Linked DNA regions of Homo sapiens: regions 2 and 3 are each linked to region 1. The links are chromatin loops, found by intact Hi-C in ENCODE. Cell type or tissue: heart left ventricle. All regions are shown on one strand. Links, peaks and the distances in the headings refer to the core of each region. The heading gives the core; the rest is flanking DNA.

Region 1 (3,557 bases), core at 615-3,114:
CTCTTCTGTAATATGAGATGAGTAAATCAGAGAATTCTTAGGAAGCATCATGGCATAGCGATTCAATGCACAAGCTCTGAAGCTGGACCACATGGAGTAACAACTAAATCCTAGTTCTGTTATTGATTAGCTTTGCAATGTTGAGCATGTCATCTTACCTCCTGTGCTTCAGTTCCCCGCTGTGTAGATGGAGATAATGGTATCCATCGGGGTTGCTGGGAAGATTAAATGAAGTATGTTTGGTCCTTAGAATAGTATCTGGCACACAGTAAGTGCTGTTAGTTACTATTATGGTGAGCTAGGGCTAAAATTGAAAAATTAATTTAAATTTATCATAAAGAATTCAGAATACAGTCCTCGGCATGTAAATGATCAAAAAACATAGATTTGGTTGTTGTTGATAACAAGCCACTGTGCTTTATTTGAATAATTTGGGTTGGTAGGGTACACTTTGAGGGGCTCCAATTGGGTGAAAATTAACAACTATTTTAGAGGCAAAAGGGCTTCTTCAAAATTAATCATACTGCTTTATTTATTTTATTTTATTTTTGAGACGAAGTCTCACTCTGTTGCCCAAGCTGGAGTGCAATGGCGCGATGTCGGCTCACTGCGACCTCCACCTCCGGGGTTCAAGTTTCACTATGTTGGCCAGGCTAGTCTTGAACTCCTAACTTCATGATCTGCCCGCCTCAGCCTCCGAAAGTGTAGGGATTACAGGCGTGAGCCACCGTGCCCGCCCCTATTTTCTTAAAAAAGGAGGAGAAAGGAAACTGGTAACTTATTTTGATCATCCCCTTGGCATGGCAAAGTCACATCTAGCATGAGGCACTCTTCATTTCTGACTTAGAAGGTTTAAGAAAGAATGAAATGAGGCCGGGCGCGGTGGCTTACACCTATAATCCCAGCACTTTGGGAGGCTGAGGCAGGCGGATCACGAGGTCAGGAGATTGAGACCATCCTGGCTAATATGGTGAAACCCCGTCTCTACTAAAAATACAAAAATTTGCTAGGTGTGGTGGTGCGTGCCTGTAATCCCAGCTACTCGGGAGGCTGAGCCAGGAGAATGGCTTGAACCCAGGAAGCAGAGATTGCAGTGAGCCGAGATCGCCCCACTGCACTCCAGCCTGGGCAACAGAGACTCCGTCTCAAAAAAAAAGAAAAAAAGAAAGAAAGAAAGAATGAAATGCCCATGAATACCAATTGATACTAAAAGCAAAAGCTACATCTGCTTCTTTATTAGTCTTAGCAGTAATTGCCAGTGTTTAAGTAGCATATTGGCATCTACTTAGCAAGCGTTATCTGTATATTACTGGCTGGGACTATGACAGAAGAAAAGGCAAATATATACTCTAAAAATTATTTGGACCACGTTCCTTTGCGTGGCTGATAGCATTTGAACTGAATAGTTGGTAAAAAACAAAAAACAAAACAAAACAAAACAAAAACCAGAAGTGGAGCCAAAGTGATTATGGGCAGCTGCGTGCACCCTGTTGCACCAGGCCGACTTCTTTGGACCTTTCCATAGCTAGGAATTGCAGGCTTCACTTACTCCACCGCACGTGTCTGATTCCTTCCCTAAGGCGGCAGGGTGGGAAAGGGAAGGTCGTTAGAAACTGTGACAGGGAGTCTCGGGAACGGTTGCCTATTTAAATAGCGAGTGAAAACCAGGCAGAAATGTTTGCCGGCTGTAAGCAAAGCGAAGAGGTTACTCGTCAGTGATGAGCGGAGAGGGAGAATTACGGGATCACCTGAGCTCAGGAATTACCAGCGCCGCTGACACCTGCAGCAAAATTTTCCATGAACAGACGGCATCCTGTAGAGGAGGAGGGGAGCGTGGGAAAGAGAGGTGTGCACCGCGCTGGGTCGCGCCCTCTCCCCGTGGGGCCCCGGCCCGGACCCCGCCCCCGCGCTGTGGGTGGGCGCCTCCCGGCTGTCACTCAGCGGCCGCGGTGGCTCCGGGCCCCGCCCGACACGCACTTCAGGGCGGCCCCGCCCCGCCCGCGTCAGGCTGGCCAGGCTTCAGTCACAACACGGTGGGGCTCCCTGGCTGCGCCCGGCCCGGCAGCTACGGGCCCAGCGCCTGGTGGCGGCGCTGAGGGGTCGCCGAGAGGGGCCCGGCGGCGTCTGCGGGGGCCGCTCCCTCGGTGGGCCGCGGGCGAGGCATGAGCGCGGGCTCCCCCTGCCTCCGGAGCGCCGGCGGGGGACCGGGGGGCAGGAGATGTGCCTGTCCTTAGCGGCCCAGGAAGCAGCATGCACCCCGATGCGACCGACAGTGGCGGCGCCGGCCCCAGCCCCGCGCGGGCCGCAGGCGCCGGCGGCCGTCCTGTCTCGGGCTTCAGGGGCGAGCGGCGGCCGGAGTCCCCGGGGGACGCGGAGGCAGCAGCAGCGGCGGCGCCGGGGGCCCCGGGCGGCCGGAGCTGGTGGAAGCCCGTGGCGGTGGCCGCACTCGCCGCCGTGGCCCTCTCCTTCCTGGGGCCCGGCAGCGGGGAGGCGGCGGGGGCCGCGGGGCTGAGCTCCGTCCTGTTCAGGCTCAGCCTGTACCTGAGCTGCGCGGCGGCCGCCTTCCTGCTGGGGATCCTGTTTGCCCTCGTCTGCCGGAGCCCGCGCGCCCAGCCGCCCGACTTCGCCGCCGCCTGGAGCCGGCTGGCCGCGACCTCAGCCGCCCGCCGCCCGCCGGGGGTAAGTACCCGACTCCTGGCCGCCCAGCTCCGCCGGCCCTCCCCGCTTCCGGTGCCAGCTCCCGCGCCCCGAGCTCCGGGGGGCCGCGGCATGCCCTTGTCGAAGCGGGAAGCCGGGAGCCAGGGGGCTGGGCTGCGGGCCCGGCCGTGGACGCGAGCGTTCCCCGGCGCCCGCGCGCGGCGGGCTCCGGGCTCCGGGCTCCGCGCTCCGCGGTGCTGGAGGAGATGCGCGTTATTTACTGGGCTCTGTAGTCACTCGACAACCATCCTCAGTCACAACCCTAAGGGTGTCCCCAGACCTTCGGTGTCGCTTGCCGTGGGAGGGGAAGAAGGGAATCACAGCGTTCGCTACGTGCAGGCTCTGCGCACGGTCCTGGCGATCCGCTTGGTTCTTCTGGCCGTTCTCGGTGGGAGGCAACTTTATGACCGTTTGCCGATGAGGAAACTTGCTTCGGTCCCTGGCCCAGCGCCTCACCCCCAAGCCCGCGTACCCTTCCCACCACCCTATCCTGCCTTCCACCATGCGGATACGTATTATAGTTGTGCAGTCCCCGCTGGCTTCTGTGATTTGGAAGGGGGATGCCAGAAATCACTGGTTTGCAACAAAAGGAAAGCCATCCTCAGCGCGCTGTGGGACACTAGGGCGGGGGTTAGGGAATGTAGGAAAGAACAGTGTTTTAAATGAGCGCTTCTCTTCTTCAGTGCCAAACCCACTGCCCCATCTTTCTTCCACATTCCTTCTCATAATCCTTTAAAGGGAACTTTATTCTATCCCAGCTTAACACTCACTGCTTGACTGAGTGATACCATCATTCTAATGAAATTGCCCAAGCGCTTTGGGGTAAGATAAATGGCAGTGGCTCAACTTCATAAGAATAT
Region 2 (3,557 bases), core at 452-2,951, 830 kb after region 1:
GGGAGGTTTTTGGGTCATGGGGGTGGATCCCTTATGGCTTGGTGCTGTCCTTGTGACAGTGAGTTCCAGAGAGATTGGTTAAGTGTGTGGCATCTCCTCCCTACTCTCTCTCTTGCTCCTGCTCTGGCTATGTGACCCACCCGCTCCCTCTTTTTCTTCCACCATGAGTAAAAGCTCCCTGAGACAGCCCAGAAGACAAGCAGATGACAGCACCATGCTTCCTGTAAAGCCTGCAGAACCATGAGCCAATTAAACCTCTTTTCTTATAAATTACCCAGTCTCAGGTATTTTTTTTATAGCAAGCCAAGAACAACCTAACACCAGAGCTGAGGCGAATCCAAATCTGCCACTTCAATCAATATCTCAGTCATTCTATTTTGGTGAGCAGGAATATAATGCAGATAAGCCAGAGACTGATGTGGCAAGCAAAACACAAAACTCTAGCAACTGAAATGACACAGCAGGGAAGCAAGCAGAGAACAGCAGCAAAGAGTGCAGGAAGGAATGGAGCAGGAGGAGCTGGAATGAAGACTCTAAATTCAGTTGCTGGGAAGGACAGTGAAATGATGAAGAAAAGCACATATTGGGGGGCAGGGTGGGGAAGAGGACAGGAAAGGAAATGTTGAAGGTAGGCAGATGAGGTCACAGAAGCTGGTCATTCATTCACTTGCTAACCTAGTCACTGACCAAATGAGTGCTTATTTAGAATAAAGTGTGGAAGGTTGCCGTGGGACATGACATACAGGGAACAGAAGGGAAAAGAATGTCATGGGTGACTGGTGACTATCCGGGCCAGTGGCACGGGGGTAAGAATTTATCAAGATAGTTGTAGGTAAAGAAAGGCAGGTTTAATAAAGAAAGTATAAAAATATGTTGCAAGAAGGCAACAGGTAGGCCAGCAGAAGAGGAGCTGACTGCCAGGAAACAAAGTCTTGCAGGGCTGGGGATTTTATAGAACTGTGCTTCTGCTGTGTGCTGAAGAGGGCTACGAGCAGTACTGATAACACCAGGGTTACAGGGAGCTCACTTACCCGTGCCTGGTGAGAAGGTGGGTAGAGGACGATTGAGTTATATTCATAGGAGGACTGGTCCTGGTGAAGAAAGGCAAGCCTACATAACTTATCTGCTTCCTCTTTCTGCTTTCCCTCGGTCCCACCAGCCTGACTCCTTTTCCCTAATTAGGACCCCAAAAAGAACAAAGGGATAAGCTGGTTCAAAGAATTATAAGCTCTTTAGACTGGGAAAGTGATTCTGGAGATAACCTCACTCAATTTGTTGATTGCACACACTAGGGAGCTGATGCACAGGTGTGCCCCTCTAGGCAGGATGTAGATAGGAGAGATGGAGCTGTTAGGAGAGGGAGCAATACTGCAGGGCAGGCGGGAATCACAGATGGAAGCAGCACCTGGAATCCAGACCTGTGGGCACTCTGCTGAGCTTCCCAGCCAGGGGATGGGAAGGACCAGGGCAGAGAGGGCCACAAGCCCAGTAAGGCCTTCTATAACCTGGAAGATAGGCAGCCCAAAAGTCGATGGAAGGCACACACCAATGCCATTCCCTAGTGTTTCCACAGGTGAAGGAAAATCGACTCTGTGGATCCTTTACCTACACTGTTTCGGCAGCAGGAAAAGCCCTGACTTTTCTACTCCTCCAAGAGAGCCCAAATCTCAAGGCATGCTAAAGGAACAAGCGAGGAAAATGAGAGGACAGCGAGGAGGAAGGGAAGGAGCAAAGGGAACACTCAAGTGTCTAATTCTTTGCATCTGTAATTAGCTTATTTAATCACCTAATTATGAAATGAAATTGTGCTTTGCCAGTAATTTCGAATTTCGGGACTTAAATGGGAAAAGGTGATATCTTTGCGCCATCTAGTGTTGTGTCTTGAAATGACACACTTCTTGACGTCTCAGCCCAGAGGAGCTGCAGGCAGCCTTACATAACCAGAAATAGCAAGATTAGCCTCTCCTGTTACATAACCGTGAGAAGTGTTTCAAAGCAGAAGATTATGCATTCCTAGCACCAAATGAATCTTCTCGATAGTTAGTAAGATAATCCCTAAATCTAGGGCAAGGCAGCAATTATGATCCTATTATCATCTGGAAGTTCAGGTATAGAAGAGAACTCTAGCAGGGTGCAGTGGCTCATACCTGTGATCCCAGACCTTTGAAAGGCTGAGATGGGAGGATCCCTTGAGCCCAGGAATTCAAGACCACCCTATGCATAGTAAGACCCTATCTCTATAAAAATAAAAAATAAAAATAATTAGCCAGGCATGGTTGTGCATCCCATCTACTCAGGGAGACTGAGCCAGGAGCATCGTTTGAGCCCAGGAGGTCAAGGCTGCAGCGAGCCATGCTCACGCCATTGCACTCCAGGCTGGGCAACAGAGCAAGACCCTATTTCAAAAATAAAAACAAAAAACTTTACTCTTAGTACAATGAGAACTAACATGGCTGAGAATGTAACCTTCTAGAGGTTAACTTTAACAGCAACATGAGATCATTGACAATTACATTATGGACTTAGAAGCTGATGTACAACTAGAGGAAGGAAGGAAAGGAGAGAGAGAAGGAAGGATATTAAATCATGGAATTATATCTGGTGAAAATAAATGAATCATTAAGTAAAATACACTGTCATAGGGCTATTTGATTATAAGAAGCATATTGATCAAATGTATTAAATAGGAAAGTAAAATTATCACTGAAAGTTACTAATTATAACGATCACTCTGTATTTACTATATGCTAGAAGTAGACGCACATTATTCCATTTAATCCTCACAATAGTCCCCTAAGGTAGACACGACCATTATTCAGATATGAAACCTGGGGCTTAAGGAGCTGAATAACCTTGCTCAAGGTCACAGATAGTCACCAAGAGGCAGAACTATGGTGTGAAGCTCGATCTTTCTGATTACAAAACGCTGCTTTTCATTGCTGTGTAATGCTGCCTCTTTCTGTCAGAAATGCTTTAAATTCTTGACCAACTGTAAACCTAAAAGCTGCAGGCCCTCTTTTGGTTTGTAACCTTGAATCTATTTCCTGACATTTTCATTAGAAGAGCGTGATCTATCCAGAGGTAACCATTTAATGCTGCAAAAAGTACAACCTGGCTGAAATGGTCATTTAAAACTCGGAACACACTGGAATCCTGAGGCAAAGGAAGAAAAGTGTGACTTCATGCAGCATTTCCAGATTCCAGGACGCAGAGACCTCCATCTAAGGACCAAGCACCGCTGGCACACGGACCGCGTGAGAAGCAGGTCCCTGCCGATGAGTCTTTCCTGCAGAAACCTCGGCTCCCTGACTTGGTTAAGCAGCAGCCGAACCGCAGCCTCAGCACCAACGTGAGAGGTGCCGAGCCCTCTCCTTCCTTAGCTACTGAGCTGGTTCTTAAGAAGCTTGTTCCTGCTAGTACCTGTCAAGAGCTTCCCAAAACATAAACCAGACGTTGGGGAAAATGTTCTCTCTAGTTGTATTTGGCTTTTCCACAAGCACTCTTTAAACTCAAGCGGCTGAAGTGCTCCCGGCTGAGGAGGATGCTGTTCTGTGCAA
Region 3 (3,557 bases), core at 452-2,951, 390 kb after region 1:
TAAACCATTTTAATATTTTAAAATTGAGTAAAAGTTTCAACTTCTACATCATGGCATCCAATGCTTTGTAAAACTGGTTAGTTTCATTTCATTGCTCTTTTGTTAAAATGTGAATACCACTTTAAAAATCAAATTGTTCATTAATGTAAAACAATCAACTTTTAAAGTCCGTATATCCCTTTTTAGTTATCATCATTATAATTCTACTAGTTTAATTCCTTTAACTCAACCCACCTCATCAATCATTTAACTGAACTGTCCCATTGACCATTATGAAAATTTGGTGATTGCTGCAAACCTGCAGCTTCCTGGATCCCACGTCCATGGCTGGAGAACGTATGTTCCTGTGTGGGGCAGCCAGCACCGTCCTTGCTTTTTTTTTTTTTTTTTTTTTTTGAGATGGAGTCTCACTCTGCCACCAGGCTAGAGGTCAGTGGTGTGATCTTGGCTCACTGCAACCTCTGCCTCCCGGGTTCAAGCGATTCTCCTGCCTCAGCCTCCCGAGTAGCTGGGACTACAGGCACGCACCACCGTGCCCAGCTAATTTTTGTATTTTTAGTAGAGACAGGGTTTCACCATGTTAGCCAGGATGGTCTCGATCTCCTGACCTTGTGATCTTCCCGCCTTGGCCTCCTAAAGTGCTGGGATTACAGGCGTGAGTCACTGCGCCCGGCCCCCGTCCTTGCTTTTACCTGTTTCCCAATTTCTCTTTTCCCTTCCTTCATATCTTTCAAACCCTGCCCCTCTTTTTACACACAAATCATCAGTTTTCTATACTGTTCACATCCTGAGGCCAGAATCAATCAAGACTTTTCGTAGCAGAGAAGTTGTGTGTGTCTTATAATGGCGAGTTTTAGAACTTTTCAAAGCTTACCTTTAACAAGAATCACCTCCATGTTAATGTGGATAACTAGGAGACAGTTTTGAGGAAAGCTGACTAATTACAGTACTTGAAATAGTTTATTTTAAAGGCATTTGACTAGTAGGGAATGAGTAGCAAGAACAGTTATCTAAGACGGCTCATCTGCGTCTTTCTGTTTTGGGCGTTAAGCACCATATAACCTTGGGGATGCCTCAGCTTCCCTATCTCTGAAATCAATGAGTTGGACAAGATGAGGGTTAATCGGGTCCCCTCAGGGATTCCATGAAGGATACACATTTCCACAGATGTATTTCCTCTGCTGTGTAAAGGTGTCCGTCATCAGTTTTACACAGAGAGCTGGGACACTGACATTGATTGGTTAATTCTCATGTGTCTCGGTCACGTAAAAAAAAATAATGGTTACAATTCAACTCCATTTTGCAGAATGGTAAACCAAAACCCAAAGATACTGGATAATTTCTTAATACGACAAATAGGTAAAAAACAAACAGAAAAAGAAACAAAATGGTAATTTCGATGTGCACGCTATTGCATGAAAGATTACTATGATGGACTACTTGGCCTACCTTGGCTAAAATCAGCATCTTAATTTTGACGCTGAGGTAGGTGCAAATGTCCTATAAGGTGATGTAAATAGATTATCTGGGGAGACTGTCTTTCGCCCTTTCCCCTTGGTGATGTAACTCAAATGGCAAGTCGCTTAAGCAGAGATTTGTAATGCAGCTGCACTCTGTCGCCACCTAGTGGTGAGCAATGGCAGCAACAAGCTGAGAGTTGTTTCTGCTTTATCTGCCCCTTTTTATCCAAGTTCCCAAGGCTGGAAAAATTTTAAAAGCCTATTTTAAAGGCCGCAGAGTGATGTGGAATAGACAGTCATCTGTTTTCCTAACCATGTTCTTCCCTCCCCACGTTTTAAATTTTTGAGAAAGCATCCCTTGTAAAGCCACCAGCATTTTTGGTCCGTGTCCATTTCTATTTTGACTATCTGTGCAGGCATTTCCATTTCCCCTAACTTCTTAGCAGTTTTAAGATAAATATAGAACAATATACACTTGTGACATTCAGAGAGGCTTACATGAGCTGAACCTAGAAAGATGGCTTTCAACTGACACATTACAATCACTGTGCTGGGCATTTTGAACAAGAATTATATTATGCTTATATTTCCTTGATGAATCTTAAGAGTAGAACAAGAGAAAAATCCAGTGAAGCATGCTGCGGTTTTCATCGTATCCTAAATATGTATTTTTTTCTGTAGCCCTGACTATGTAAGTATTTTTCTGTAGCTATTTTTTAATGTTGTCAAAAACGGATACAAAAGAGACAAGTTTTAAACACATGCTAATTTCCAAAGCCAGAACCAATCACAAGTTGCTGTTCATAAGGAAGCTGGTTTGAAACATCATGGAGTCTGTAACATCAGTAAAATATATACTTTCCGATCTTAGTGAGCTACAGTCTGTTGAAAAGCCGTCTAATTTATCAAAGCTTCTGCAGTTATCTCTGGAGGATTAGCTATATTTAGTATCAAATAATTCTTAAAGAAGGATTGACTGTTACTTTAAACACTAATGCAAAAAAATCTCTGAAAGCAATATAAGCAGTGCTAAAGTGTTTTTATCTTTTTTTATAAAATATTAGTTGTCATATTTGCCCACCAGAATTCGATGAAATTCTCCTAATAATACCACGTTTATGTTTCTAGAGGCTTATTTTTCCTTCTTAAATTATGAAGGTAAAACACAACTTTGCATAAATCTAAAAAAATAGAATATTTATGGTTCACACAAACACACGTGTAATCTGACATACAAATACATAATGTAAAAATCAGGCAAAAAATAAAAAAAAAACCTTAAGGGGAACACAAGCATACCATCTCGTGGACCCACAGGAGGGTTATAGATGGGTCCTTTTCACTGCAAAAGAAGCTTATGTTTTGCTTTGGCTCTGGAAGGCCATTCGGGGGAGTCTAAGAGTCTCTACAAATTGGCATTTCTGTCTCTATGGCAACACAAAGCTCTGCCTCAGCAACAAAATGAGGTCTTCCTATGCAATGCAAAAAGCACAAAGTGGCATGAATGCAGAATAATATCGACTTTTCTTTAGAAATAAAAAATGAAGACTTCTGTGAAATCAAGCCCTTGAGAACTTCTTGAAATGCAGAAGCACGGCCATGCGATAGGCCAGTCAAGGTTGAATCCGGGTCCATTAAAACAGAAATGAGGAAAGGAATCCTGACTTATGTCCAGATGAAAATTTCCAAACTCCTTGGCTGCATTCCTTAGAATTGATAGTAAGTACCATTTAGAGTCCATGTATTTTAAAGTACTGTAGATACTATGGAACGAAGTAGCTAAGGGAAAGTAATTTGACCTTTAAGTTCAATCAGAGCTGGCAAGAAATAGGAAGTGGATAGAATCCAGACAGCAGTATGGGGACAAAAGGCAGACTGAGAGGATGTAGTGCACATCACCAGAGAAACAGAAGATGTTAGACAAGAATCATGGATTTAAAAAAAATCCAAATTGAATGACACAGAAGCAAACATGACCGGAAGTGTGTGAGTTCGGCACTGTAGATGCTTGGCAACAGTTTTTTCTTTGCAGGAGAAACGGTGACTAGAAAGCAGTGATTTAGTGTAGAACCATGAGACAGATGTAGACCACAAAAC

The links. Peaks named below come from ENCODE experiments on the same cell type or tissue, not always from the same donor. Only the 100,000 strongest peaks of a DNase experiment are listed, where the experiment ranks them.
Region 2: it touches region 1 in a loop (3-fold over the local background); 7 of 110 quality-filtered maps call a loop at or near these places.
Region 3: it touches region 1 in a loop (3-fold over the local background); 27 of 110 quality-filtered maps call a loop at or near these places.

What each region holds. Positions count from the first base shown.
Region 1 is chr4:185,207,577-185,211,133 of GRCh38, forward strand. It overlaps SNX25 (sorting nexin 25), which reads left to right and starts at 2,022. Exons shown (of 19, transcript NM_001378034.2): 1 at 2,022-2,679. The coding sequence starts at 2,251. It also overlaps a transcript of CFAP97 not described here. RefSeq lists silencers at 1,721-2,300, 2,411-2,570, 2,641-2,830. In heart left ventricle, for the core only: a CTCF peak has its summit at 2,091; DNase peaks (open chromatin) are centred at 1,985, 2,393 and 2,695; H3K4me3 peaks cover 1,767 bases; H3K27ac peaks cover 1,373 bases.
Region 2 is chr4:186,036,477-186,040,033 of GRCh38, forward strand. No RefSeq gene overlaps it. Among named protein-coding and RNA genes, the nearest start is that of TLR3, 31 kb to the right of the region's middle. In heart left ventricle, for the core only: CTCF peaks have their summits at 1,862 (motif pointing left) and 2,063; no DNase peak of the experiment used is centred there.
Region 3 is chr4:185,596,158-185,599,714 of GRCh38, forward strand. All of the region lies in intron 24 of SORBS2 (sorbin and SH3 domain containing 2), which reads right to left. Among named protein-coding and RNA genes, the nearest start is that of SORBS2-AS1, 10 kb to the left of the region's middle. In heart left ventricle, for the core only: CTCF peaks have their summits at 1,625 (motif pointing left) and 1,828; a DNase peak (open chromatin) is centred at 1,604; H3K27ac peaks cover 993 bases.